Regions from separate parts of the Homo sapiens genome. Here all the other regions are linked to region 1. The links are chromatin loops, found by intact Hi-C in ENCODE. Cell type or tissue: ascending aorta. All regions are shown on one strand. Each heading gives the region's core, and the rest is flanking DNA. Links, peaks and the distances in the headings are about the cores only.

Evidence for each region. Hi-C counts contacts between places; a loop is a spot of excess contacts. Peaks named below come from ENCODE experiments on the same cell type or tissue, not always from the same donor. Only the 100,000 strongest peaks of a DNase experiment are listed, where the experiment ranks them.
Region 2: it touches region 1 in a loop (4-fold over the local background); 5 of 110 quality-filtered maps call a loop at or near these places.
Region 3: a loop joins it to region 1, with 4 times the contacts of the local background. A loop is called at or near these places in 5 of 110 quality-filtered maps.

The regions. Positions count from the first base shown.
Region 1 is chr1:33,982,608-33,992,681 of GRCh38, reverse strand. All of the region lies in intron 3 of CSMD2 (CUB and Sushi multiple domains 2), which reads left to right. Among named protein-coding and RNA genes, the nearest start is that of CSMD2-AS1, 120 kb to the right of the region's middle. In ascending aorta, for the core only: no CTCF peak of the experiment used is centred there; DNase peaks (open chromatin) are centred at 6,101, 6,821 and 7,351; H3K4me3 peaks cover 314 bases; H3K27ac peaks cover 2,874 bases.
Region 2 is chr1:33,898,306-33,908,379 of GRCh38, reverse strand. The region is part of intron 5 of CSMD2 (CUB and Sushi multiple domains 2); the gene reads left to right. Among named protein-coding and RNA genes, the nearest start is that of CSMD2-AS1, 34 kb to the right of the region's middle. In ascending aorta, for the core only: no CTCF peak of the experiment used is centred there; a DNase peak (open chromatin) is centred at 5,345; H3K4me3 peaks cover 304 bases; H3K27ac peaks cover 2,322 bases.
Region 3 is chr1:33,887,317-33,897,390 of GRCh38, reverse strand. The region is part of intron 5 of CSMD2 (CUB and Sushi multiple domains 2); the gene reads left to right. Among named protein-coding and RNA genes, the nearest start is that of CSMD2-AS1, 23 kb to the right of the region's middle. In ascending aorta, for the core only: no CTCF peak of the experiment used is centred there; a DNase peak (open chromatin) is centred at 3,840; H3K27ac peaks cover 3,598 bases.

The sequences.
Region 1 (10,074 bases), core at 1,374-9,373:
CTAGCCAGGATGGTCTCGATCTCCTGACCTCGTGATCTGCCCACCTCAGCCTCCCAAAGTGCTGGGATTACAGGCGTGAGCCACCACACCCGGCCGAGTTATCTAACATTTTATTGATGGACATTGAAGTTGCTTCCAGTGATCTCTGTTAAAAAAGCCATGCTAGGGCTGGGTGCAGTGACTCACGCCTGTAATCCCAACACTTTGGGAGGCTGAGGTGCTGAAGTGGGTGCATTGCTTGAGCCCAGGAGTTCAAGAACAGCCTGGGCAACATGGCAAAACCTCATCTCTACTAAAAATACAAAGAAGTAGAAGGGCATGGTGAGCCTGGTGAACATGGTGGCGCACGCCTATAGTCCCAGCTACCCAGGAGGCTGAGGTGGGAGGTCGAGGCTTCAGTGAGCCGTACTGTCATGAGTACCATCATCAATGCACTTTTATGAGCTTATATACGAATGTCTGTCAGATGGAAAGTGAGGAGTGGAATTTTTGCATCAAAGACTATGTGGGCTGTAATTTTGTTATTGTGAGACTGTCTTCTCCAAAGCTTGTTTACACTCCCACTAACCACCTGGGTTGATTCCCCTACCCTCTCCCAACATTAGATTTTATCAGGCTTTTTCATTTCTGCCAATCTGATTGTCAAATAATGCTATCTCATTGTTTTGATTTGCATTTTCCTGATTAGCAACACGGTGCCTCTTTTCATATACTTATCCTCCATTTGTGTTTGTGATTTTTTTTTCAAGTGGATTACCTGTTCATATCTCCTGCCCATTTTTTTTCTGTTGGGTATTTGCTTTTTTTTTATTGACTTGGACCACTTAATATATTCTTGGTATCACTGTGTTGTCCATTATATATGTTATGGCTGTCTTTTCCTACTCTGTAATTTGTATTTTAAGTTTGTTTTGAGGCCTATTTTATTGAGTCAGAGACAGATAGCTTAAATGACTTGCCCAAGGTCCCTCTGCCTAGAGCTGTTTTCTGACTCCCCGTGGTGTTTCACCAGATCCAGTATTCCTCTGCAGAACAGCAAGACCGTGTCTTCCTTTGGCTCCCTTTCAGGGGGATTTTTTAATTGCATGCACTCCTGGAGTAAGCTGACTTTGATCCTGTTGCAAAGCTGGCTGAGGCAGGGAAACCTATGACTATGGCTGTTGCTGGGTTCTACTCCACCTGTTCCATTTCTCTTCTCAATTTCGATGGAAGAATTTCCAAGATTTTCTAGCCCACACTTTCAAGTTCATGTAGGATGTACAGCGGTAAACTAAAAGGTTTCAGTGTTCTCTGGAACCCTAAAGATTCAAGGACTGTGTATCAGGAGCCACCTGGAATCAGGTTGCCAGATGTTCCAATTGGAAGTACAGGACACAGCCATGGGAGGTGGCTGATGCCTGTAATCCCAGCACTTTGGGAGGCTGAGGCAGGAGGATTGCTTGAGGCCAGGAGTTCCATGCCAGCTGGGAAAACATAGCAAGACCCTGTCTCTACAAAAAATGAAAAATATCAACCAGACATGGTGGGGAGTGCCTGTAGTCCTAGCTACTTGGGAGGATCGCTTAAGCCCAGGAGTTCTAGGCTGCAGTGATCTAAGATTATGCCTCTGTACTCCAGTCTGGGCAACAGACAGAGGCCCTGTCTCTAAAAAAGAGGAAAAAAAAAAAAACCCAAAACACCCAGTTAAGTTTGATTTTCACATAAATAACAAACACTATTTTACCATAAATATGTCCCATACGATATTCTATTATAAGTATGACCCATGCAATATTTACTTACACTAAAACATTATTCATTTTTATCCAAAATCAGATTTAGCTGGGATTGTATATTTTATCTGGCAACCCTAATCTGGAGGAGACAGGAAAGGGTAGGAGGTAACTGGGTGAGCTCAGTAGGCTCACCCCTGGCCTCAACCTAAGGCTGGCACTGTTTAAATGTCTTAGATTTTTAGATTTAAGAATGTAAGGTACGAAGAGATCAAGTGACTTGGCAGAGCTGAAGTTTGGATCAAGATAGGTCTGATAGAAGAGCCCATTGTTTTTCCCAAGTCCCTTGAGTTTGGGGTGACTGATTCTCCTCTTCATAGCCTCTCCCCAGGGTGTGGAAGAGACAGCCCCAGAGCAGCAAAGAGTGTGAGGAGATAGGCCTATCAGAACCGGGCTTTCCACGTGCAGAAAGTGTGGGGTGAGGGGAGAGTAATGTGTTTCGTGCAACACTCTCATCACCTTAAATGGGGTGAATCCTCATTAATTCCAATTAAATAACTGTTTAATTGGTTCTAACTCCATTTCCAGGAGTGAGCTCACAGCCCATGAATAGATCTTTGGACTTCTGACTACTACATATCTTACATTACTACTACATCCTATCACTTTTTTTGATACCTAGTCTAAATTTTTTTTTGAAATGGAATTTCACTCTTGTCGTCCAGGCTGGAGTGCAGTGGCACGATCTCAGCTCACTGCAACATCCGCCTCCCAGGTTCAGGTGATTCTCCTGCCTCAGCCTCCTGAGTAGTTGAGATTACAGGCGCAGGCCACCATGCCAGGCTAATTTTTTGTATTTGTAGTAGAGATGGGGTTTCGCCATGTTGGCCAGGCTGGTCTCGAATGCCGGACCTCAGGTGATCTGCCAGCCTCAGCCTCCCAAAGTCTTTTTTAAATCACTCTTATTGATATGTAATTAATATACAATAAAATACACCATTTTGGAGTGTACAGTTTGGTGCGTTTTCACAAGTTCATGCATCCATCTAGCTACCACCACAATCAAGACATAAACATCTCCATCGCCCCCAAAAGTTTCTTTGTGCCGGTTCTTAGTCATTCTCCTCCCATCCCTGACCGCAGGTAACTGATCTGCTTTCTGTCACGTCAGATTAGATTTGTCTTTCCTAGAGTTTCACATAGCAAAATCGTACAGTGTAATCATACAATATATACTCTTGTGTCTGACTTTTTTCAGTATAACAGTGATGAGATTAGTTCATGTGTTGTCATGTGTATCAGGAGTTCATTCATTTTTTTTACTGCTGAAAACTATTCAGTTTTATTAATATACCATAATTTCTTTATCCATCCAAATATCCTTTTGGTGAAAGTTTGGGTCATTGGTTTGGGGTCATTATAAGTAAACCTGCTGTGAATGAACATTGAAATATAAGTCTTTGTGTGATTATATGTTTCATTTCCTCTGGGTAAATTCTTAGGAATGAAATTACTAGGTTGTGTGGTAAGTGTATGTTTACATAAAATACTGCTCAACTGTTTTCCAAAGTAGTTATACCATTTTGCATTCCCATCAGCCATGTATGGTGGACATGCCCTTGCTGAAACTTGGTATCTTTATTCTTTTACATTGTAACCATTCTAATGGGTATGTGGTGGTATCTCATTGTGGTTTTAATTTTCATTTCCCTGATGGCTAATGAGGATAAACATTTTTTCACCTGTTTATTGACCATTTGGAAATCATCTATTCAAGTTTCTGCCCATTTTTAAATTGAATTATTTGTCTTATTAGTGAGTTATAAGATTACATATATATGTGTGTTTTATTTCTATATAATTCATATATATTAATATACTATAATTTGTTTATGCATCCATATATATATATATATATATATATATATATATATATATATATATATATATATATATGGAGAGAGAGAGAGATTTTTACCTGTCCCAAAGCCATGAAGGTTTTCTCTTGTTTTCTTCTGGAAGTGTTATAGTTCTAGCTTGTATATACACTCAGTTGTATGATTCCTTTTGTGTTAATATTTGTGTATGGGGTGAAGTGAGAGTTGAGGTTCATTTTTTCCCTGTGTGAATATTCAGTTGTTCTAGCATCATTGGTTGAAAAGGCTATTAGCAGATCGTATTTTGAATAAGATGCCGATACAACATGATTGATTCCCTATCAGCATCCCCTCCTTGTCTTAGTATTTTTTTTTTCCATCAACAAGTATTTGTTGAGTTTCTGTGACATGTCAGGTGTTGTTTTAATTGCTGGGCATCAGTCCTGAATAAAGTGGAACAAGTCCCTGCTCTCATGGAGACCGTGGCTTAGCCACAGGAGACAACAACTTAACCCAAAATAATAATAGTAGACCTGGCCCTAGAAAGATAACTAAAATAGGGTTAGGAAACAGAGAGTGGCAGGACATTCCAGAATGAAACAGAGAGGGCAACATTTCTAAGAAGACAGCGTTTGAGCAGAGACCTGCAGGGTGGGGGATGTGAGGGCCTGGCTCTCTGCAGATGGGCTGTTAAGGGGACAGACTGATTGCCAGAGCCTCCCATTCCCAGCCCAGCTTCTCAGACACTCCCTTAGGGGTCTACAGTTGTGACAAGGGCCCTCTGCAGAGCTCATGTGCCATCACATGTCACTCGGGTCTCCTCCATGTCCTGGCTACTCCAGCCACTGCTCACAAAGCTGCATCTGACAGCAGGGAGTGACTTTCGCAGATTTCACTCCTTCATTCATTTCTTTAATTAAAAGGTATGTATTAAGCCCAGTAAGTGTGCTTGGCACTGCGCTAGACTCTGGGGAGACAGAGATGAACAAATGAATGGACCTGAGTTACGGCTTCAGCAGGAGCCAGCTCAAGAAAAGTCTTAAATGCACTTGGTACATGAAGTGTTTGCTCTGCAGACAGGAGAGCTCCATGAATGGCTAAAGCTACTGGATTTGGGGGAGTGAGGAATGGGAGACAAGGAGAGTTTATCCTAGGAGACTGTTGCAATAGGTCGGGTGAGATATGATGCAGGTGTGAATTAAAGCAGTGGAGATGTGGGGGCTGGGAGAAAGAATGTTGGATGATCCAGGTTTCTAACTTGAACACAGGGGCATGGTGGTGCTACTGATTTTAGGGGACACAGGAGGAAGAGCAGGTCTGGAATAGGTGAGTGCATGGGTAAAGTGATGAAGAGTCTGTTTGGAGGCACGGCAAGGGTGAGGTGCTCCTGGTAGAAATGTCTAGGACTTAATTTCACTTGAAGGTCTGAAGCTCATGAAGGAGATCTGGGTGGGAGGTCAAGCCTTGCAATTTATCCACAGAGGAATTATAATTGACAGCAGAGATGGAAGAGATGCTCCTGGGAGGTATCTAAACAAATACTTGCTCTGTGTCAGACTTTTGCCTGGCGTGCTACTAAATGTTTAATATACTGGTTAGGACATTGAGTTCTGATGCCCAACTCCCTGGGTTAAAACTTTAGCAGTAGCACTTGCGAGCAGGGTGACCTTGGGCAAGTCAACTCAACTCTATATTCCTCTGCTAAATGTTGATAGTAATAAATTTACCTTCTGGGGTATTATGCGGATTAAATTATCTGGTATGTGTATAGCACATAGAATAGTGTAATACCATGTGATTGGTAAATGTTAGTTGATCCTAATATCCTTTAACATACCTATAGCATAGGGGGTATCATTACTTGTTTTATAGATAAGGGAATTGTCCAAGGTTATGGAATTAGGTAGTGGAAGAACAAGGACTTGAATGCAGGCCTGTGTGTCTCCAGAGTCTACCATTCAAGGCTGTCTTCTACTGGGGGATAAAGGTCTGTGCATTCATTGGCTACTTGATGAACTTAGCCCCTCTGGGCAGAGGGGTTCCAATGCCTGGCTAAGCCCCCATCCCTGCTGTGCCATCGGCCATGGCTAGTATCTTCTACCTGCAACCTGGAGCCAGCAGACCCTGCAGCCCCTCCTGCAAGCCTTACACACACACACGAGAAGGATGCTGCCTTTCTCACCTCCTCCAGATGCTTGCACCTACTGTGCCACATTGCAATCAGGGGCTGCATGTCCGTGCCTTGGTCCCAGAACAGAGGAGGAAAGGAGCCCTGGAGTCCATGCTGACAGAGGTCTGTTTACCTTCATGCCCAGTGCCCTGAGTTACGCTCCAGGTGTCCCATTTGGAGAAGAGAAGCTAGTCAGGAGCCCTGTCTGAGAGACTGTGGCAGCTTGGGGTTGAAGCCAGGAGAGCAGACTTGGAAGGACTTTAAGCTATTAGCAAATACAGCACAGACAGAGGCCAGAAGTTCTGAGAGGAACTGGGATTAGGGAACAGTCTGAGTCATGGCCTGGCAGGGAAGCATGAAGGCAGCCAGCTCTGGGGAGGGCACTGAGAACAAGCAGGCCCAGGCTGGATGCCTGGCTCTACCTACTCGCTCTGTCACAAGATTTCATGCTTCTCTGAGCCTCAGTTTCTTCAGCTGTAAAATGGGCATGGCAAGGATACATCCCTTCTAGGGGCAATGTGAGGACTCCTTGCTATGCCAAGGATGTTACGTGTTAGCTTCCCTTCCCTTCCCCTGCCTACCCAAGGAGGGAGGATTTCCTGCAGAAGGCAAGCTTTCAGCAGCGCTGGAGAGGTACAGAAAGACATGGATTGAGAGAGTAGAGGTAGGAGGGTGTTGCTGCAAGGGCCTGAGCCTTGTATCCCCAGAAGCCGGAGCTGAGTGGAAAGCTTCAAGGTGAAGGGATTATTGGGCATAAATATGTAAAGAGGAAAGGAACTGGCTGCTGTCATTCTAGTAATCCTGGCTGCTGCCAGCTCTGCGGCAGGCATTGGGCTGGACTGGGGTGGTGCCAAGGTGAATGAGGTGCCACCTCTGCCCTCAAGGAGCTCCCTGGGTTGGGGCAGTCAGACTTATTAATGGAGCATCTCCATCCAGGGTGCTAACTGATGCTCAGGGGTTGGACAAGGGAAACAGCTCAGAGCAGAGAGTGACTGCTCCTTCCACCAGAACATGAGTCGCTGTGCCCTGGCAGCCTGCGAGTGGACTGAGGCCCCATGCATTCCTCTAAGGGTGGGGCGATCAAAGAGATTCCAGGCCTCCGCTCTATAGACTGGAGGCTTGAAAGGGAGCACAGGTTTGTACCAGCAGGACTAAGCTTGGCAGTGCACCAAGGACCTTGACCTCCAGCCAGGGAAAACAAAGGCACAAGATCTACTGGGGAGCAGGGACTTTCACATACATTATCCTACTTAACCTCCTTAAAGTATTGAGTGTCCCTTTTTTATCCAAAGCCAAGAGAGGTTAAACAACTTACCTAGAGACACACAGTGAGCAAGTGGCAGCACCAGGATTCACACTCGGGTACGTTTCGACTCCACTGGCTTGATCTTTCCTACAAGCACCCTCCAAGCCAGCCCCATGCCTTCCCAACAGATGGACCACTTCCACCTCTCTGCCAAGCCCTGCAGACGTGGCTACGTCCTGCCTTCCTCCAGAGGAGCCTGGGCAGCCTCAGGGCCTGGCCCACCGCAGTCCCTCCTGTCCTCCCCAGCTGCCAAACCACTAATTAGTGTGCCTGGCATTGTTCCTCACAGTTTCCCTCTCACTCTCGCCTCCCCTAGAAAGCCTAGCTCCCAGCTAAATTTAGCTGTGACTACTTCCCAGGGAGGGGTGGGGTGGATGGGGAAGGAAGGCTAAGTCCTGAGTTTTGAGTCTCCATAGTGAAAGGGAGACAGCCCAGGGCTCCATCCCTCCAGGACAGCTTCCCCTCCATCGACCTGCTGGTGAAGCCTTGAAGCTGTGGCATTGCGTTACTGCACACACTTGGCTTGAATATGATGGATTCTGAGGTCCATGTACGATAGCAATGGGAACCGTTAACGCCACACGTCTGCCTTCATCAAAGCTGCCTTGTTTTCTTTGAGAGGTTTTATAATAAGCAATCATTACCCATTTGTGCAATACTTTTATATTAACATCACCTCTTTTATACACTGGGGTTCTGGGGTTCTGTGTGAGATTTCCTTCCTTCCTTCCTGCCTGCCTGCCTGCCTGCCTGCCTTCCTTCCTTCCTTCCTTCCTTCCTCCTTCCCTCCTTCCCTCCCTCCCTTCTCCCTTTCCCTTTCCTTTCCTTTTTCTTTTGACAGGGTCTCACTCTGTCACCCAAGCTTGAATGCAGTGGAAAAATCTCAGCTCACTGCAGCCTTCAACTTCTGGACCCAAGGGATCCTCTCACCTCAACCTCCCGAGTAGTTGGGACTAAAGATGCATGCCACCGTATCTGGGTAATGTTTTTACTTTTTGTAAAGACAGAGTCTCGCTATGTTGCCCAGGCTGGTCTGGAACTCCTGCAATCCTTCTTCCTCCACCTCCCAAAGCGCAGGCGTGAGCCACTGCACCCAGACCAAGATTTCTTTTGGGAGGGATTTGTTTTCTTAAAAAGCAAGTTTGGAAACCAGAGCTTCACACTTGAGTGTCTTGCTGCTTTGAGTGTGATCTGAGAAGCAGCTGCATGGGCACCCCCTGAGAGCTTGTTAGAAATGCAGAACTCAGCCCCCACCCCACACCGAGTGAAATAGAACCTGTTGCACTTTCAAGATCCACAAGTGATCTCTACACTGTTGAAGAAGCACTGCCTTAGTCTAAATCAGGATCACTGAGGAGCTTGTCAAAATGCAGATTCCCTGGCTTCCTCCATGAGATTCTGACTCAGGAGTAAGGGAAGGCCCAAGCTATGTCCATTTTGTCCTTTTTTTTTTTTGGTGGGGGGAGACAGAGTCTCGCTCTGTCACCCAGGCTGGAGTGCAGTGGCGCGATCTCGGCTCCCTGCAAGCTCCGCCTCCAGGGTTCACGCCATTCTCCTGCCTCAGCCTCCCGAGTAGCTGGGACTACAGGCATGCGCCACCACGCCTAGCTAATTTTTTGTATTTTTAGTAGAGACAGGGTTTCACCATGTTGGTCAGGCTGGTCTTTAACTCCTGACCTTAGGTGATCCACCTGCCTTGGCCTCCCTTGGTGCTGGGATTCCAGGCATGAGCCACTGCACCCGGCCTATGTCCATTTTTCATAACACCCCTGGTTATGGTGCAAGTCTTTCGTCTGCCCTGAGATGTTAATGTTCACTCTCGGCTAACAGCTTCAGGGAGGCAGGCTGCCCAATACATGCACAGAAACAAGCTTCCTCAAAACGTCTTTCTCTCCTTTACAGAGATCCTGTCCTCTGATGTCCCTGACCTCAGAGGTAGTAGGATGGGTGATGGGCTGGGGAGAAAGCATGCCTGTGACCTGCAGCTTCACAAGTTCTCACTTTAGCCTTGACCACCGAGACATCCTTCTGCTACAGGGAGAGATAGACTAAGACAGCAGACGTTCTGTGAGAACCAGGTCTGTCCCCAAGAAGAGGAAGTCTTGCAGATTACAGACCAGATCTGCAAATATTCCTGCAGACTCTTTGAAATTACTTTCTACATAACCAGTCTCCAAGGATTTGATGTCAGTTCTTTCCTCCCTTCTTGCCCGCTAGAACTTCCCACAGGGAAAAATGTTCCCAAGTAGAGAGATGCCCCAAGATAGGTGGCAAGGAGGGGAGAGGCAGGTGATTAGACCTGCTGCATTGCCCACATCCTTGAGCATGAGGCCATAAATAAGTTCTTGGCATCTGCTAAGTGCTCAAAAAATAATCATCGGATATTTTTTTAAAAAGCCATCTCCCACCTGGATTGTTGCACTGCCTTCTAAGCAGCTCCCTGCCTCCAGTCTCCCTCTGCAGAGGGCCCTTGTCATAACTGTAGACCCCTAAGGGAGTGTCTGAGAAGCTGGGCTGGCAATGGGAGGCTCTGGCAATCAGGCTCTTCCTGTAACAGCCCATCTGTAGACAGCTGGGTCCCCACTCCCCTGATCCTGCAGGTCTCTGCTCACACCCTGCCTTCTTAGAAGTGTTGCCCTCCTCATCTCACTCCCCTTTAATTCATCCTTCTTGGGCTCCTAGCCCTGCCATCCCTTGTTCTGAGTCCCTCAAGACTCCCTTGGACTCCTAGGGTCTGGTCCAAATGTCTTGGATGTACAAAGCCTTCACGAGCTGGGTTCTGCCTACCCCTTCACCCACATCTTTGCCAGCCCTCCCTGTGCCCTGTGCTCCACCAAGGCCACAGTAGATCCAGCGCCTTGAGGGTGCCATGCCCTTGCGGTCATCTCTGCCTGTGCACCTGCTGCTCCCTCTGCCAGGGATATCCTTTCCTCCACCAACTGGCAGGTCTCCTATAACCTATTCCAGGAGTCTCTTCACAGGTCCGTCATTCATTCAGTCATTCAACAT
Region 2 (10,074 bases), core at 1,396-9,395, 84 kb after region 1:
GAGTTGTTCTGGGTCCTCCAGAGCCCCTTGTTCTGGCAAGACCTGTCTTCTGGAATGATGTTGCTTCATTCTGAATGTTCAAGGCCCCCTCCTGGTCTCTGTTTTCATGTTTGGCCATGAATGTTTGTTCCACTCACTCTCAGCTTAACCTACATGTTGTTTCACGTTGGTTTGCGTCTCTCCTGCTACTGCAACCACTTCCCAGGTTCCCAAGACTGACTTAAGTCTTCAGTTCTATCCCTTAGTCTGTACTTTTTTCTTTTTTACTTTTCTTTTTTTTTTTTTTTTTTTTTTGAGATGGAGTCTTGCTCTGTCAGCCAGGCTGGAGTGCAATGTCACAATCTCGCTCACTGCAGCCTCCACCTCCCAGGTTCAAGTGATTCTCTTGTCTCGGCCTCCCGAATAGCTAGGACTACAGGCACATGCCACCATGCCCAGCTAATTTTTGTATTTTTAGGAGAGATGGTGTTTCACCATATTGGTCAGGTTGGTCTCAAACTCCTGACCTCAGGTGAGCCACCACGCCCAGCCCAGTCTGTACTTCTTTTCATCCTAGTTTCTCTTTATCCAGTGGCTGATGGGTGACATCCACAGACTCACCAGAGAGGCAGGATTCACACAAAAAACTAGCAATGACAGTCCGATGAAATGGCAAAATCACCATTTCACATATGGTGAAACTCAACAGTTCAAATTCACATATGGTGGATCTCAACAGTTTGGGTCATTTGGGGAGGGAGAAGGCAGAGTTTCTTTGAACAAAATGAGGTGGCTTCATGGACGAGGTAGATCTCTAGCATCCCTGGGAATTTCTCACCCAAGCTTCTTGAAGAGTGGTCTACACTGGCTACCCTCAAGTCTTCTCTCCCCATTCATTCCTTACCTACTTCACTCCCACTCTTCAACCCTCCAGCCTCCTCCTGAAATCACTCACATTAAGATGATGATCAAAGGGCCGGGTGTGGTGGCTCTCACCTGTAATCCCAGCACCTTGGGAGGCCGAGGTGGGCGGATCACGAGGTCAGGAGATCGAGACCATCCTGGCTAACAGGGTGAAACCCCGTCTCTACTAAAAATACAAAAAAAAAAAAAAATTAGCTGGGCGTGGTGGCAGACGCCTGTGGTCCCAGCTACTCGGGAGGCTGAGGCAGGAGAATGGCGCAAAGCCAGGAGGCAGAGTTTGCAGTGAGCCGAGTTCACGCCACTGCACTCCAGCCTGGGCGACAGAGCCAGACTCCGTCTCAAAAAAAAAAAAAAAAAAAAAGATAATCATCAAATAACCAACCCCACCCCTACCCCATTCCAAAGACTACCACTTCCAATTACCAATGCCAGAAGGCGTTTTTCAGGTCTCACCTTCTGGACATTTCTGCATTACTTTACACTGTCAGTCATTTTCTCCTCTGGGGGCTCTGCTTTCTGCTTGCCTCCATGCCACTCTTTCTGATTCTTCTTGGATCTCTCTGGCCATTCCTTCCGTGTCTCCTTTGATGTCCATTCCTTCTTGCTGTACTGCTCTGCTCACTCCACACATCTCCCAGGGTAGTCTTACCTGCTCTCAAGATTTCAGGTACTACCTATTTCCTCCCAAATATGGCTCCCTAGCCCAGCCTACCCACTGAGCCAGTCAAACTGTAGAGCCAGCTACCTGATGGACATCTCCACTTTGATGGACCACCAATATCTCCAACTTAACTTGTCTCAATTTTGCTCATAATTGACCCATAAAATCATCAGTCTGTGTCCTTTCCTAGTTTATGGTACCATTCCCCACCTAGTTATCCAGAAATCTGGGAATATCCCTATTTAATCCCTCTCTCTCACCAGCCACATTCAATTAATTGCTAAGTTCTCCCAATATACTGTACCTTTCCATCCTTTCTACCACTGCCTGAATTCAGCCCATCATCTTTTCTTCTTTGAGGGATGTAATAGCCTCCTTACTGATCTCCCAGCATCTTGGCACTGTCCAATTCATCCTCCTCACTGCTACGAGAATGGCTTAATTAAAATGCAGATCTGACATGCTAAGCCCCAGGCAAAAGCTTTCAATCATCTTCTGTTGTCTACAGATTAAAATTCAATCCCTTGATAGGGCACACAAGGCCCATCTGGATCTAACCCTTGCCTAAGTAACCACCCCAGGCTCACATCTTGCCACTTCCTTTTTTAAATTTTATTAACCCTAAAACTCAGTGGTATAACACCACAAAGATTTCCTTCTTGCTCATGTTACAGATTTGTGATGGACCAGTGGGAGTGGCTCTGATCCACATCATCACACATGTGGGTACCCAGGCTCGAGGGGGTTGCACCATATTCTAACCACACCATCTGAAATATGTGGCCTTCTTTAATACCATGACAGGGAAAATGAGTGGAGAATCCAGCATGGCTTTCCACCACTCTAGCTCAGATATGCTATACATAATTTCCAACTCATATTTCATTGGCCACAAACAGTCACACAGTCCAGCTTTGCTGCAAGGGAGCCAGGAAACGGGGATGAGCAGATGAGATGCTTGGTGAGCCGAGTTCTCTGCCACACCTCATGCTTCTGTAGACAAGATGCCGTGGTTCCTGTCAAAGGCCAGCCCTCTCCTGTACTCCAGAGCTCATCTTCCTCCAAAATTTCCCTACTATATGTATCTCCTTTTCCTTGCATTCCACAATTGTTCTCTCTATTGAGCACTTCTAACACCATAAAGGCATGTTCCAATATCTGCCACCTAAAATCAAAATAAAAACAGCACCCATCAAACCCCTATTACTCCATCCCACTCAGCTACCACGGAATGGCTCAGCCACTGCCAATTGCTGAGACAGTTCTTTCTCAGTTTCTGCCCTGCTTTGTCACTAAAACTGACCTTGCTAAAATTGACAGCAACCTCCAGGTTGCCCATTCCAGTGTCGTTTCTCCATCTTCATCTGACTCAGCCTCTTGGCAACACATGACACTGATCACCAGTCCTTCTTGAACTATTTCCTTCTCTTGGCTCCTATGAAACCATGTAGCTGGTTACCCTATGGCCATTCCTTCTTAGTCTGTTTTGCTGTTTCTTCCAACGTCCACTCTCTGTCCAGCCTTTATGCTTGGACTACCCAGAGGGTCCTGGGACTCTCCTCTCTTTTATTCTCTTTCCCAGCTAGCCCCAACAAATCACACATGGGCTTTCAATATCATCTAGATGCCAGTGGCTCTTGATTTAAATTTTCAGTCCTCAAGGGTCTTCTGGGCTTCATGCATATTAACAGGAATCTTAAAATGAACATATCGCTGGGCACAGTGGCATGTGCCTCTAGTTTCAGCTACTTAGGAGACTGAGGTGGGAGGACTGCTTGAGCTCAGGAGTTCAAGACCAGCTTGAGCAACATAGGGAGACCCTGTCTCTTAAAAAAAAAAACGGAAAAATATATATAACATAAAACCTATCGGCTGGACACGGTGGCTCATGCCTGTAATCCCAGCACTTTGGGAGGCCGAGGCGGGCAGATGATGAGGTCAGGAGATTGAGACCATCCTGGCTAACACGGTGAAACCCCATGTCTATTAAAAATACAAAATATTAGCTGGGTATGGTGGTGGGCGACTGTAGTCCTAGCTACTCAGGAGAATGGCATGAACCCAGGAGGTGGAGCTTGCAGTGAGATCGTGCCACTGCACTCCAGCCTGGGCGGCAGAGCAAGACTCCATCTCAAAAAACAAAACAAAACAAAACAAACAAAAAAACCTATCATTCCATTTTTAGGTGTACAACTTAGTAGCATTAAGCACATTGGCTATTTAGTGGTGGATAACACCACTATCTATCTCTAGTACCTTTTTTGCCTTCCCAAATGGAACTCCATGCCCATTAAAGAAGAATACCCAGAATAGTCAGATTCATAGGCAGAAAATGGAACAGTAGCGACAAGGAGATGGGCCGTCATTTCTTTTTAAGGCTGAATAATATTCCCTTGTATGTCTAAACCACATTTTGTTTATCCATTGATCTGTTGATGGACATTTGGGTTGTTTCCATCCAGTTTGGACTTCTCATCCCCTCCCCACTCATAATCTGTTCTCTTAGCCTTCTCCACGACCTCCCACATCTGTTTTCCTAAGAGGAAGCTGCTTCTGCCCATTTGGTTCCGCCAGCACCTTTGGGCTGCTCGGGGGCCTTGTCTCCCTGCTTCTACCCCTCTGTAATCCATTCTGCAGATGGCACCTAGAGTGACTTGGGTTTATTAATCAAATCATGTCTCCCCTGTTTAAAGCCTCCCAATGGCTTACTATCACATTTAGAATAAAATCCTACAAGACCCTACATTGTCCAGCCACTGCCTACCTGTCTGACTTCCCTCCTATCCCTCACTCACACCCATTCTCTGTGCTCTTCATCCTGTCCCTAGGGTGGGCTAAGCAGGTTCCCTGCTCGGGCTTCTGCACTAGCTGTTCCCAGGGCTTAGGATCCTCCTCCTTCACAGTCTTCAAATCTTCCTTCCAAGTTAAAAAAACAAAAAACAAAAACCACTGTTTTTTTGAAATATAGAGTTCAATGTAAATTTCCTATCTTTAGAAAAGACTTTCCCGTCCATGCAGCCTAAAGTAACCCTTGCTGTCTATCAGAGGATCTTGTTTTATTTTAAACATTCATCAATACCTGATATTTTCTTGCTTACTTACGTATTTCTTTTTCTTCTGTGCCCTTCCCCTCCCCTGCCATTGCCAGCAGAACCGTGACAAGCCCCTAATGTGCATCTTGGCACTTAGTAGGTATCCAAGGTTGGTTTGTTTGGAGGAGAGATCTGCTTCTGCCTTGCCAGTTACAATGTCCTGTGGCTAATTGCAAAGGTTAACATGGAGCCTCTCCACCAAGTATTTTAAGTAATAACCTTCCTGGGGGACATTTGCAAATTAGCACTGACTCTTGCTGATTACTCATCCTAAACTCAGTCTGATTAATAATTAATCAGCAAACTGCTTGGCCAGAGCGGGCTGATCAGTGCTAGAAAGGATCTTAAATTATGCAAGTCACTTGGCCAGTCTTTAAAAAAAAAAAAAAGCTCAGCAGTCGACAACAGAACTGGAGAGGTTTGATTGCAATGTGAGATCTCTCTCAGTTGTTTGTTTTTTCCTTTTTGGCTTTTTTTTCTTTTGACTAAGAAATCAATTAGGCTCAAACTTGCAACCTCAGAGAGAGACTGTGTAGCACAGAAATAGAAATGTGTTAAATATCACTTTCTTTTTGTTTCTTTCCTTCCAGAGAGTTTTGGTCTGTGAGGCAGAGGTTAAAATTAGCCAATTTGCTAAGCAAATGCCTGTCTGGCACTTGATGTCAATTTCTGCAGCCACGTCAGTTTCAGCTATTCACTCACTTCCTCTGAGCTGCAGTGCCCTGTGTCTGGCAGGAAGGAGGTGAGAGATTTGATGGGTACTGTCTGCTTGCCCACCCTGGGGTTGGGGTGAAATCAATTTGCCAGCAACCTGTCCCACCAGGAGTCCATATAGTGCTCTATGTCTCTGGCCTACAAAACCCAGAGAGACAGGAGGAAAGGCAATCAGAGGGTGATGAACAGGCTTCCCACTCTCAGGAGTGAACTTGGGGACCGCCAGGGACCCCTCTTAAGCCTTATCTGTAGCCTCCAGCCTCCAGAGCCAGTCCTGCATGTGGCTTTATCTTTCTTCTCTAGATACCTCTTCTGGTCACTGGAGATATGGCTGAGGGGGATACTTAGCGAAAGCTGAGGGGTTTGTGGACATTAATCTCCGGGCCAGAAAAAAAGGTGCAGGGATAAAGGGTTTAGTGCAGTCCATGCAACTCGGATCCTGATTAGAACCAGCAGGGTGACAAGGTGATTCCCCAGACCAAATAAGTCAGCATGCCCAGGGAGGGACCCAGGCATCGGTGATTTTTACAGCTCACTGTGGATTCGTGTGCACCAAAGAGGAGAAACATGATGTGATAGAGCATGAGAGGCTTTTGGGAAAGAGATTATGAAGGACATCAAAGAGTGAAGTAGAAAATGGGCTTTTCAGGAGTTGATTGTCTTTCTGGAAATAGAGGGACATCTCTCTATGTTGTGTCAGGCAGGGTAAGGGAAGAAGAGGCAGCCAGATGGGGCGGTTTCCAGGAGCCCTGCAGTTTCTGATCCATCTCAGTTACACCCCCAACTTTTAAAAAAAATACCCTGTGTTTCCTTTAAAAAATGCCCTCTAGGACTTATCCTGTGTTTCTCAAACTGGGTTGCACTGACCAACTCCCTGCTTCAGAAGACTTGCTTGAATGCTCTTTGGAAGAATGCAGATTCCTGAGCCCCACCTCTGTAAAATCATGGATTCCTGAGAATAGAACTCAACTAATTCAGTATTTTTAACCATTTTCCTGGGTGTTCTGAAATAGATTTAAGTTTAAGAGTTACCCTGGGCCTAAATAGAATACTTTCCAGAGTGATAATATAAAGGAAGTAGATTCTGCCCATTATGAAATGATTTGTCTTTTTATGAATTGATTCATTATTGAATTTCTCCCCAGTTATGTTTGACGTATAGGTTTGGTTATGGCTTATGCGTGAGTTTGGGCAAGCACATCTATTCCATAAAATGAAGCACATTGACTCCTAGTAAACTTTATTTATTTATTTCACAAATATTTTTCCTTGCCTACTCTGTGCCAGTTTCTGTGATAAGCTTTGTGATTACAATGCTGAACTAGGAAGTCTCAACCTTTCAAGGAGCTGCTAAAGTTTAGCCTTGAAGTCTAGTCTCACCTCCTTGTCTACCTGGTATAAGCCTGTGCAAGGGTCTCCCTCCTGAAACCTTTAGATGCATTGGGACCTGTGCCCTCCCTCAGCCCCACCCACACTGGGCAACCCCAGGCTCCTACGACGCACTGGCACAAGCCAAACTTTTCTAGAATACAGAGTCCTCCTCCCAACATGAACTCTTTCAGAGCATGGACTTGGCCCATCATCTCTGAATCCTCAGGGCTCAGTAGAGTCCTGGCACAGACAGGTGTAAAGATTTTCTGACAATTTGTTGAATAAATATAGCCTCTGAGATCTTAGAGTCTCAGCACCTTCTCACAGCCAACCGCATCTCACCAGCATCAAAGGGAAAAGCATATGGCACTTGGCTCACCTCGCCTGGTGTCAGAGCCCTTTGGCAACAGGACCAATGTCAAGATAAATAAACAGGCAAATATTCATTGTTTGCCTCTATGATTGAATTGAGGCCATCACATGTGTGGAATGCCATCTTGCCCCATTGGGTCTTCACCCCCAAGTTTGAGTTAGGTATTGGCATACCCATCTTGCAGATAAAGAAACTGAGCCTCAGAGACTTAGCTTCCTCCTCACCTACACGTGGTTCTCCCCAGCTGGGTTTTCCCATTTTGTTCCCTCTGCAGATCCTAGGCCAGCCACTCCAGGATCATTTCTCACCCTTAAAGTAGGCTTTGATGCAATCTGTCCTCTTTGAGTCTCTATCTGCCTTCCTCCTGCCTTAATATACCTTCAACAGTATAATCACTTTGAGAGCTACCATGTTTCAGGCACTGTACTAAGGTTTTTATATGCATGGTCTCATTTAATGTTTACAAAACTCTTTTTTTTTTTTTTGAGATGGAGTTTTGCCCTTGTTGCCCAGGCTGGAGTGCAATGGCATGATCTCAGCTCACTGCAACCTCTGCCTCCCGGGTTCAAGCAATTCTCCTCACCTTAGCCTCCCCAGTAGCTGGGATTACAAGTGCCTGCCACCACACCTGGCTAATTTATTTGTATTTTTAGTAGAGACAAGGTTTCACCATGTTGGCCAGGCTGGTCTTGAACTCCTAACCTCAGGTGATCCACCTACCATGGCCTCCCAAAGTGTTGGGATTACAGGCGTGAGCCATTGCGCCCAGCCACAAAACTCTTGTAAAATAATAATATTATCATAAAGAGATTAAGAAACCTGATGTAATATAGCTAGTAAGTGTCCGAGCCAGAAATTGGATCCCCATCATCTGGACTCTAAATCCTGATCTACCCCTCTTTCTCTTCTGCTCCTCTGGGATCTAATTCATTTTCTTTCCTGACACCAAGGAGGGCACCATGGAGCATAGATAGCATTTGGACTCAATGTTGGGTTCAAATACCAATTCTGCTACCAACTAATCGTGTGACCTCAGTTAACTTTCTGACCCTCTCAAGGCCTTTCATACAGTTATAAGAAATAATTGGGCACAGAAGACTTTGAACAGCCCCAGATTCCCAGCTTGTAAATCCAGCTTGTGTCCTTCTTCTGCCCTTTCATGGTTACAGCACCTGGAAGGGCTTTCCTCCCCTCCTCCCCTGCCCCTCTCACCCTGCTCCCAGAGCCTCCCAGCATATGCTCCGTGCAGACAGCTACACACAGCTTCTTTCAGAGGTTTAAGGTCCTGTGGGTCTTGGCCTCTGCAGTTGATAAGTCAGGGAGGCAGCTTCAGGCTGACCGAGGCAGAGGCCACAGCAAGAGGTTGTCATGTCTCCTTGGGCCAGGCAGCCCTGAGGTCCCAGGGCCATTTGGCAGTACCCTGAAGGGCACATGGGGAAAGTCGGGGTTGAACAATAATGGCTTTTACTCTTCTCTCACAGCAAGTCACTTAGCTTTCTGAACTTCAGTTGCCCTAGTTTTATAAGGCAGGTGATGGGTCCTCACCACCCTCACTGTAACCTGCTGGGAACATGCAGATTGGTGTACAGAGACCTCCTAATTTTTCACATATAAATCCAACCCCACAGATTCCCTTCCAGTGGGATCTGCCTCCTAAGGTGATTTTTCTGGAACTGAGAGGGTTTTAAGGAAGAAAATACAATTACTATGTGTAGGGTACCAACGACATGCCAGGAGTCTACACTGATTTTTCCTTTGTGCCTTTAAGCAACTCTGAGAACCCGAGACTCAGTGAGGTCATTTACCCAAGGTCACAGAGCTAGGAAGTTGCAGCCTGAAGCCAGGGCCCTTTGCCTCCCAACCTCTGCTCTTTCTGCCCCTCTGGATTTTGGAGGTTGGAAAGAGACCTTGGGTATCCTGGAGAGATGGCCCTGGGCCTATGCCATTGGCTTCAGCTTCTTCCCCCTGGGGCTGCTTTTGGGCCTTGGGCTGTGGTTGGTTGATGTGGGCTGGCTTCACAGATAGCCAGGCTCATCGAGGCCTTGGCTCCCACATCCTGCCAGCTCCCTAGATGCCAGCCCTGGTGAGCGTGGGACAGACTGCCATCAGCGTTCCCCTTTCAAGAGAGCCCTGTCAATGCAGATAAATGGCCCGTGTCATTTAGCCACATCCGTCACGTCCTTCTCGTTGCTGGTCTGTGGCCTGAGTTGTCCAGATAACCCTTTTCATTTAGTGTTGTCTTTATGGATGCCACAGAGGTCTCCGGGCAATGACAGCCCAGCCTTTGCACCGACCAGGAAGAGTCACAGGCAGGCCTGCTTCCTGACTTCTGTTTGCTGTCTGTTTGGCTCTCACAATTATTGGAATCTGTCAAGCTCCATCAAGTGACATTTTTCACATGAGGGCAAGTGTCCTTCAGGCCTCACTCTGAGCTGGGAATGACATCCTGGACGCTGACGTGGCCTCCATCTTTCCACCAGCGGTTTCCTTCACAGTTGCCAAGCTTCCTTCAGCCCTGGCTCAACAGTGCCCTCCTAAGCTTCCCCCTCAATGCCCTCAGTCCCTCTTTTTGTAATTACCCTTTCCCCAGCCCCACATTCCCCTGGTGCCTTAGCAAGTAATTACCTTCATAGGGAAGTTGACAAGTCTCTGGCGACTCCTAGCCCCGGCTGGAAAAGATTCATTATTCTGTGTCTGGAAATAACCAGCCCCATCAGCACAGGGGCTGAGATAACACCAGTGTAAAAGTTCTTTATTCAGGGGGATTAATTAGGATTCCTTATTAAAGATCCAATTAGGCAAAAGGGCATTTTTATCTGTGATAGTCAGCTGCTCCTATTTTTCTAAAGCTGTAACTCTTAAGTTTTTTTAAAAAAGGAAAAAGCAGGGGGTTGTGTTTTTGTCTAAAACAATTCACTCTTTCATTGTCAGCTATGTCTTCATCAGGATGTGAAAATAGA
Region 3 (10,074 bases), core at 760-8,759, 95 kb after region 1:
GGAAATTGAGTCCCAGCATCACTCAGCAAACATGTGGCAGAGCCAGGGCAGAATCGAAGCTCTTCATGTCTGATCCAGATCTGTTTCCACCACCTTCAATGTTTGCTGGCCACCTAGCACTGAGCCGGCGTTTGTAGACTTCACATGAGAGGGTCACAGCAGCACCTGGCTCCAGCAGGATCTGAATCCACATAAACCCTACTTCATGTGGTGTTCCTCACCTGTCTGCCTGTCCTGGCTCCTCATTGCTTGTGCCTCAGTGCCTCAGTTTACCCCATAGAGGAGCCACTTTAGCTTCTGGTTCATCTTCTCACCTTTCCACAATACTGTTTTGGCCTGAATACCCTCTTTTACAGGCTTGCCCCCTGTAACCCTGCCCCCTCCACCACGGCCTCTGTGACCTTACCTTCTCCTACCCTCCCTCTTATTCCCTTCCCCAGCCACAATGGCTTCCTTGCTGGTCCTTAGATGCCACGCGTGCTCTTCCCACCTCAGGGCCTTTGCACGTGCTTTCCCCTCTGCTTGGAATCCTCTCCCCCTGAGATATCCACACATCTGACTCCCTCCCCTATTTCAGGTGCCACCTTTAAGATCATATGCACAGTGAGGCCTTCCCCAATCACCTATTTAAAATGGCAGATGCCTCCTCCCAGTCAGTAGAGTGTCTGCCCATGTTTGCTCCTTCTCAGCCAGATCCTCACACTTCAAAGTGTGCCTAGCTCATAGGGAGCCTGGAAGTTGGGAGTTCAACCCCTCTTCTTGGTTCCAGTCCTGAAAGCCCTGTTGCTCCACAGCCATCATTCTCCTTCGCCAGATGAAGAAACTGAGGCACAGGTGGGTGGCATGTGACTTGCCAAAGTCACCCAGGGAGTTAGTGTCACAGGAGGGACTGCTGGGGTAATCTTAAAACAATGGTAAAAATAGTTGTACTTGTGGGGTTATTTATATCTCTCTACCTGGTTTGCCCTGAATCTTGGTGTGACCTCACCAGGTGATGTCCTCAAGCTTCACCGAGGCCTCCAGTATGTGGCCATGTGTAAGACCCATGTCACAGAAACAAATGGTCCTACTGCAAAAATGTGCTGATGGAAGAGAACACAGTCTGTGCTGAGAACCAAGAAATCCTCTCCCCCTCGCTACTCCCCTCCTTACCCTCCTACCCCCTCTGCCAATTCCCCCATCAAATAATTCCTGATAATGAAGTTAGGATGATTCATTGGTTTTCTGATGAGCATGAATTCATCATCAAAATCTACATATTTCAGTCCCCTGATATGTGCTCTCATATTCCTAACCTGATTAATATGTAAAGTGCTTTATCCTGTGACTTAACAAAAGAAAACTCAGCTTGGATTTAGGGACCTGCAAGCCTCCCAGACTCTGGGGTTCTGGGAAGCGTGGGGAGATGCCACTGCTTCCGTCTTGGAGGAGATGACGGTATCTCATCAGGGACTGGGTCAAGGTGCCAGCAGGTGCTACAGTTGAGAGGGGAGTTGGTTGCTCAGGACCAGGCCCTGGGATGCCTGAGCACTGCGGCTTCAGACCCCTCATCCCATAACCCAGAAAGACCTGGCTGCAAAGTTGTTTAATATTCACAACCCCACAAACTCATGGGGGCTGGGAACAGCCTGCATCCCATGCCTAGGGACCCGGATGAGATGCGGCATCCCCCTCTCAGCCTTTCTGGAGGGCGGCCAGTGTAGCCTGCCACCTTTCTGCCAAGGCCACTTAAGCCATATCCCTGCACCAAGTCCCCCTGCCTCTCCAGAGGGCGGGCTCAAGCTCTGCATGAATGCCTCAAGCCGCGCTTCCCCAGCCACCACCCGTGGGGTGGCCCTGCTGCTGCTAACCTTTTGTCTTACCCATGATTCCCTCAATATAAGGTCCAGCCTCCCAAACCTCTGTCACTTCATCCACCATACATCCCCATCCGCTCTACTACCAATTTTGGCCCACACCTCCTTGGACTCAGACCATTTCCCAGTACCCCCATGTAGGGCCAATCCCTGCCTCTTTCACCCCTGACCCACAAACCCATACACCCTGCAGGCATTCCCACCAGGTGCTCTGTGCCTGTATCATGAGAAGCTGTTTGCCTAGAGGGCTCTAAGGTCAGATGTGGATTCAAAGCTCTGCTCCGGGATTTGGGGAAGCTATTTAACCTCTCTGAGCCTCGGTTTCTTTAGCTTTAAAACAATGCTATCAGGAATAATAATTTATATTTCTTAGGGCTGTTGTCAATTTCAAATTAGCATTAAGCAGAGAATCTAACATACAACATGTAGGTAACACTCAATAATGTAGCGATTATTGATATTCATCCTCATGGCCACTGACTGAGGTGGGCAAGAATTACTTCAATTTTTCTGATGTGGAAGTGGAAGCTCAAAGATGTTGGGGTTGGATGTGGTTGACAGGAGCAAAGCAGCACCTCTTCTCCACAGAAGTACCTGGGGCATCTTGGGGGAAAAGGATTTGGGACCCTGTGGAAGACAGGATACCTGAGAGGAGACTTGCCCTGCAGGAGATGGGGACCCAGTCAGTGACCCGGATGCCCCAACAAGACAGAGGTCCCAGAAGAGGGCTGCTCCTAGGCATATTATGTGTCTGATGCTGGAGTTCTTGCCCCTCTGGAACCAGGGTATTTTCCAAGTTTGGGTTCCCCAAAAGCAGGCCTGAGACAAGGGTTCAAGCACAAGTGTTCTATTAGGAAGCACAGGTGACACTAGCAGATAAGAGGGACATAATACAGGGAAGAGACTGTAGCTAATAAAGGGTGGTCATACCAGCTACCACAATGGGGGTCTGGGCCATAATCCCACAGGGACACTCTAGGAAACCCAGGTCTGCAGAACCCAGATCTTAGAATTATCCCACCCAAGGAATGAGGGAGCTGAGGTATTTATACACCAATTCCTGAAAGTCATTGAATGAGGGCTGCTCCTGAGGGGTTATTAACTCCCTAGCCCTTCCAGCCTGCTGTGCACATGGGCAAAGTGGCCTAGCATTGGGGGAAAAAAGCCTTCGAGCACAGGGATGCAGACACTGGGAGCTTGCAGTCAGCTGGCCCACTCTGAAAGATCGAGTATTACAGGAAGGACACTGGCACCACCTGCTACAGGTGTACGTGTATCAAAAGGCAGTGTTACTGACAGAGCTGTAACACTGGGGGCCTAGGCAGCTCTGGAGTGAGACCCAGCTCACTAAAAGTGACCCTTGGAAGGACCACCTTCCCTTCAGCCTTGGGGAGCCACTGAAATTTGAGTGAATCCACAGAAACCTGTGGTGTAGGCAGTGGTCCTAGCAAGCAGGCACAGAAAAAAAGAAGAATCCATTATCCAGGTGGCCCCATTAACAGTAATCCCCCTGTCCCTGTCACCACTGTCAGACAACAGCTGTAGACCCCACATCGGGATATGTTTGATCTCCTGCCCTTCTAGCAGGCTGCAGCCAGTGAGCAAGAGGACTGCCTCAAAGTCCAGTATCAGCCACCCCAGCATCCTGGAAAAAGGCATGGCTGCCTGCTAGCTTGGCAATTAACCATTGAGATTTGGAAAATCAGGGCTATGAAACTTACTTTGTATAGCCACAGAATGGTAAGTTCTGTGGATTTAGGTCACACACACACTCATACAAACCAATTATTCACTGGAATGCAAGACAGTCTGCTGTCAACATTCAAATATTTTTGGAAAGTTTGTATGTTTCTGGCTGTGCTCTGAGTGAAGTCGTGCTTATTTCACAAGTTGTAGGCTGGGAGATGAAGTCACAAAGAGCTCATGCATAGCTGAGCAGGAACTCCCACTTGGAGGCTTTATTTAGATGTGCCCCAGCATTCCCTCCATCGCTCTCTTGAACTGCCAGGAGAAGTTTCAGAGCTCAGCCTGGGGAGGAAGAAAAGGGCTCAGAGTTCAGATACATTCTTCTCTATGTAGGTGAAAGCTGCTTTGTGCTTCACTTCCCCATCCTTTCCCCTCTCCTATCCTCTGCCTGGAAGGCCCATGGGAAGAGGCCAGGATCTGGACTCAGATAAACCAAGTTCCACTGGGCAATCTTAGGCAAGTGACTAATCTTTCAGTGCTCCTAGCTGCAAAATAGATAGAATAGTGCCAAAAATTGTGCTTACGAGGTAAGTAGCACAGAGCAAGTACTCAATGATAGCCACTCCCCCTCCTTTCTTATAAGTAATTTTAGCTCCCTTTCTGTTTTAATTTCTTTCCCCTCCTCTTCCATTCAGATTGTACCAGGCAGAGCTGTGACCCAGATGTTTCTAGTGATGTGGGAATTGGATGGATGCAAAGCATGATGATCCATTCACAGTCATAATCAAGCATCATCAATTTATTATACAGATACTATTATGCTAGGAAATCCCATTAATCATTTTTGATAGGATAACATGAACCCTTTCACCAGACCTGTTTGCTCTTGAGCCTGTCTGCATTTGGTCATTCACCTCCTACGAATGCACTCAAGTTGGTGCTGAGGGCCCAGGGATGCCCAGCCTCACTTTCTGCTTCAAAGTCACCCAACCAGACTCAGAGGGAAAGAGAAATTATTTTACTGAATTTGCTTACAGCAAAAAGTAAGCAGAACTTTAAAAGAATAGAGAGTATTAGTAGCACAATTTGCAATTGCAAAAATAAGAAACCAACCTAAGTGCCCATCAACCAATGAGTGGATAAAGAAAACGTGGTATATGTACCCCATGGAATACTACTCAGCCATAAAAAGGAATGAAATAGTGTCTTTTGCAGCAACTTGGATGGAGCTGGAGGCCATTATTCTAAGAGGAGTAGCTCAGGAGTGGAAAACCAAATGCCGTATGTTCTCACTTATAAGTGGGAGCTAAGCTATGAGGGTGCAAAGGCATAAGAGTGATATAATGGACTTTGGGGACTTGGAGGAGAAGATTGAGAGGGGGTTGAGGGGTAAAAGACTACATATTGGGTACAGTATACACTGCTCAGGTGATGGGTGGACTAAAATCTCAGAAATCACCACTAAAGAACATGTCCATGTAACCAAAAACCACCTGTACACCCAAAAACTATTGAAATGAAAAATAAATCAATAATTTTTTTTAAGATTAAAATTTTTAATCCTATTTTTATTTTCAATTTAAAATATCCCCCCATATGAAATTAAATATGTCTGACATGGTGTCCTCCAGTTTGCCAAAAGCTAAATGACTTTAAATGCAAATTATATTTTATTGAAAAACTCACTAGTGTATATACTATAGTTGTCACAAATATACATATTTGTGACAAAAAATAAATTTCCATTTTTTTTTTGATGGTGTCTTTAGGGTTTTCTTTTTATTATTATTATTATTATTATTTTACTTTAAGTTTTAGGGTACATGTGCACAATGTGCAGGTTAGTTACATATGTATACATGCGCCATGCTAGTGTGCTGCACCCATTAACTCGTCATTTAGCATTAGGTATATCTCCTAATGCTATCCCTCCCCCCTCCCCCCACCCCACAACAGTCCCCAGAGTGTGATGTTCCCCTTCCTGTGTCCATGTGTTCTCAGTGTTCAATTTCCACCTATGAGTGAGAACATGCAGTGTTTGGTTTTTTGTCCTTGCGATAGTTTACTGGGAATGATGATTTCCAATTTCATCCATGTCCCTACAAAGGACATGAACTCTTCATTTTTTATGGCTGCATAGTATTCCATGGTGTATATGTGCCACATTTTCTTAATCCACTCTATCATTGTTGGACACTTGGGTTGGTTCCAAGTCTTTGCTATTGTGAATAATGCCGCAATAAACATACGTGTGCATGTGTCTTTATAGCAGCATGATTTTTAATCCTTTGGGTATATACCCAGTAATGAGATGGCTGGGTCAAATGGTATTTCTAGTTCTAGATCCCTGAGGAATCGCCACACTGACTTCCACAGTGGTTGAACTAGTTTACAGTCCCACCAACAGTGTAAAAGTGTTCCTATTTCTCCACATCCTCTCCAGCACCTGTTGTTTCCTGACTTTTTAATGATTGCCATTCTAACTGGTGTGAGATGGTATCTCATTGTGGTTTTGATTTGCATTTCTCTGATGGCCAGTGATGGTGAGCATTTTTTCATGTGTTTTTTGGCTGCATAAATGTCTTCTTTTGAGAAATGTCTGTTCATGTCCTTCGCCCACTTTTTGATGGGGTTGTTTTTTTTTTCTTGTAAATTTGTTTGAGTTCATTGTAGATTCTGGATATTAGCCCTTTGTCAGATGAGTAGGTTGCAAAAATTTTCTCCCGTTTTTTAGGTTGCTGTTCACTCTGATGGTAGTTTCTTTTGCTGTGCAGAAGCTCTTTAGTTTAATTAGATCCCATTTGTCAATTCTGGCTTTTGTTGCCATTGCTTTTGGTGTTTTAGACATGAAGTCTTTGCCCATGCCTATGTCCTGAATGATAATGCCTAGGTTTTCTTCTAGGGTTTTTATGGTTTTAGGTCTAACGTTTATTTAAGTCTTTAATCCATCTTGAATTAATTTTTGTATAAGGTGTAAGGAAGGGATCCAGTTTCAGCTTTCTGCATATGGCTAGCCAGTTTTCCCAGTACCATTTATTAAATAGGGAATCCTTTCCCCATTGCTTGTTTTTCTCAGGTTTGTCAAAAATCAGATAGTTGTAGATATGCAGCGTTATTTCTGAGGGCTCTGTTCTGTTCCATTGATCTATATCTCTGTTTTGGTACCAGTACCATGCTGTTTTGGTTACTGTAGCCTTGTAGTATAGTTTGAAGTCAGGTAGCATGATGCCTCCAGCTTTGTTCTTTTGGCTTAGGATTGACTTGGCGATGCGGGCTGAAAAAAAGAGCCCACAAAAAAAAATTTAATTTTAAAAGAATAGGCAGGGCACGGTGTCTCATGCCTGTAATCCCAGCACTTTGGGAGGCCAAGGCAGGCAGATCACAAGGTCAGGAGATCGAGACCATCCTGGCTAACATGGTGAAACCCCGTCTCTACTAAAAATACAAAAAATTAGCCAGGCGTGGTGGCAGACGCCTTTACTCCCAGCTACTTGGGAGGCTGAGGCAGGAGAATGGTGTGCACCCGGGAGGCGGAGCTTGCAGTGAGCAACGATCGCTCCACTGCACTCCAGCCTGGGTGACAGAGCCAGACTCCATCTCAAAAAAAAAAAAAAAAGAAAGAAAAAGAATATGTATATTCTTTTATATATATTTAGATCCCCACAAAAGCAGACGAGTATTATATTTTTTATTTCCATTGTAAACATAAAGCATGGTCATTAAAGAAAATTTAGAAAATTGAGAAAAACTGAATAAAGAAACTCTATGCATGAACATTTTGATTCATTTCTTTCTCTTTTTTTTATAGGTATGGCTTTGTTTTTAAAGAGCTGTGTTCATAGAGTATTGTGTGAGTGTGTGTGTATGTGTTTAAGTATATACCCACTTTTTATTATGAGTAATTTATACTCTTTGTGAAAAATTCAAAGCATACCTGAGAGTACAGAATAAAACGTTAAAGTCGTCTATGTGTTAAATCCCTACCCTAATTCCACTGTCTTCCCTAAGCATTATTAAGTTGGTCTATTAGCCTAGGCATTACACACACACACGCTGGCGCATGCACACACACACACACACACACACACACACACAGGATAGGAGGTGAAACATAAACATATTATTCTACAGCTTGCTTTTATTCTCTTAAATGTCTACGTTAAATATGTTTCAATGTCAGTATATATATATATGTCAGCCTCATTTTTTTTAACAATTTCCCTAATAATTGCATTTTTCACTATTTCAAATAATGTTATAGTTAACATCATCATGAATATACCTCAGTGCACATTGGAGCATTAATAGGATAGCTTTCTTTAAAATAGAATTTCTGGGTCAAAGTATACATTATTTTTAAATTTAGACTCTGCTAAAGTGTACTCCAGAAAGACTGTGCCAATTTCATGTTTCCATCAACCATGTATAACAGTGGCTATTTCCCTAACTCTTTTCCAAATTAAAGTTTTGTTTTTATCCATCTCAGTGGGTGAAAAACATTCCTCCAATTATTAGTGTAGTTAGTAATCTCTTCATATGTCCATGGTCACTTTTATTTTCTGGATTGCCTGTTCATATTCTCTACCCATTTTTCTATCAGGTCATGTTTGTTTTTCCTATTCATTTATAGGAGCTCTTTGTATATTTTTAACATGTATTAAAATCAATATATGTTGTAAAAAGGTTTTATCAATCAGTAGCATGTCTTTTAGCCTTACTTTGTTGTCTCTCACAGCATAAGTTTTATTTTGTGTGTGTGTGTTGAAATCAGTTGATCTTGGCCGGGCGCAGTGGCTCACGCCTGTAATCCCAGCACTTTGGGAGGCTAAGGTGGGCGGATCACAAGGTCAGGAGATGGAGACTGTCCTGGCTAACATGGTGAAACTCCGTCTCTACTAAAAATACAAAACAAAATTAGCCGGGCGTGGTGGCGGGCGCCTATAGTCCCAGCTACTAGGGAGGCTGAGGCAGGAGAATGGCATGTACCTGGGAGGCGGAGCTTGCAGTGAGCCGATATTGCGCCACTGCACTCCAGCCTGGGCGACAGAGGGAGACTCCATCTCAACAACAACAACAACAACAACAACAACAAAAATCAGTTGATCTCCTGATTTGATCACATAAAACTTCTCAGTTTTGTGTCTTGGTTAGGAATACCTTCCTGCTTGGAAATTATAGAAATAGTCTTCTCTATTTATTCTGGAACTCTCAGAATTTTTATATTTTACATTTAGCTATTTAATCTGTGTGAATTATATTTTTGTACGAGGTTTGAGCTATAGATCTAGCTTTATTTTAGTTATAAATGAATAATGAATTAACTCCAAACCTGTCCTTTCTGATTTGAAATAGTCCTTTCATCATAAACTGAGTTCAGCTCTATTCATGGTTCTACAACTGGACTTTTTCTTCTATTTTATTTCTCTGTTAATCTATTTCTGTGTCATAATTGTATCATTTGAATTTTGCCATAGCTTTGTAATAATTTTTGTTTTCTACCCAGAAAAGACCTCCTTCATTATTATTACTTTGAAAATATTTGTTGACAATTGTTGTGCGTTTACTTTTCCAGATGAATTTTAGAGTAAATTTTTCAGATTTCCCCCAAAGAAATTTCACTGTGACTTTCGTTGAAATTTCACTGAATTTGTAGATTGATTTGGAGAGAATTAAAATTTTTACAGTAAATATTCCTATCCTGGACGATGGTATGCCTCTTATTTTCCAGGCCTTTTTTAATGATCTTGAATAAAATTTTATAGTTTTCATCACATAAGTCTAGTGAATTTCTTGTTAGGTTTTTTTCCTAGGTCCTTTTATAGTTTTTATTGTTATAGTGAATAGGGCCATTTGTCACTGCATTTTTTTTCTAGTTGCTTATTGCTGGTAAATAAGAAAGCTATTGATTTCTGTACATTTCTTCTGTAACCAGCCATCTTACTGAACTCTCTCATCAGCCCTAATAGTTTTAAAGTTGATTATTTTAGATTTTCTAGATTAGACAATCATATTAGCTGCAAGTAATGTAATTTTATTTCTTCTTTCCCACATGGATGCTTTTTTTTTGGCTTCTTATATGACTACTGCCTCCAGAATTATTATATTAAAGAGGAGTGATAGGTTTGGCAGCTCTAGAATTTCTGAATAAGAGGGACTTAAAGGCAAGCATAGCTTTTACTAAATTCTATATTACAGATCAATAAAAACAGCAAAATTAGTTCTAGAGTTTTTTCTCCCATTATATAACATTAAGAAATTATGTGTTTTTCTTATTAAGTAGTGTTATTTTTTAAAAACTCTGGAGTGATTTGGAAGGAGCTGATAGAGGTTGGAGAGGAAAGTTCTCTAAATGGAAACCCAGTGGTTCTGTAACACCATCGCTTGATGAGGCTAAGTACAATTTTGTATCCTGATTATTCTGCACTTATAACATTAGCATTTTCTCTGTTATTATAAACCCTTGACCTCAAAATATTCATTAAGTGGATATATCACAGCTTACTTAACCATTCCTCTTTCTGTGAACATTTAG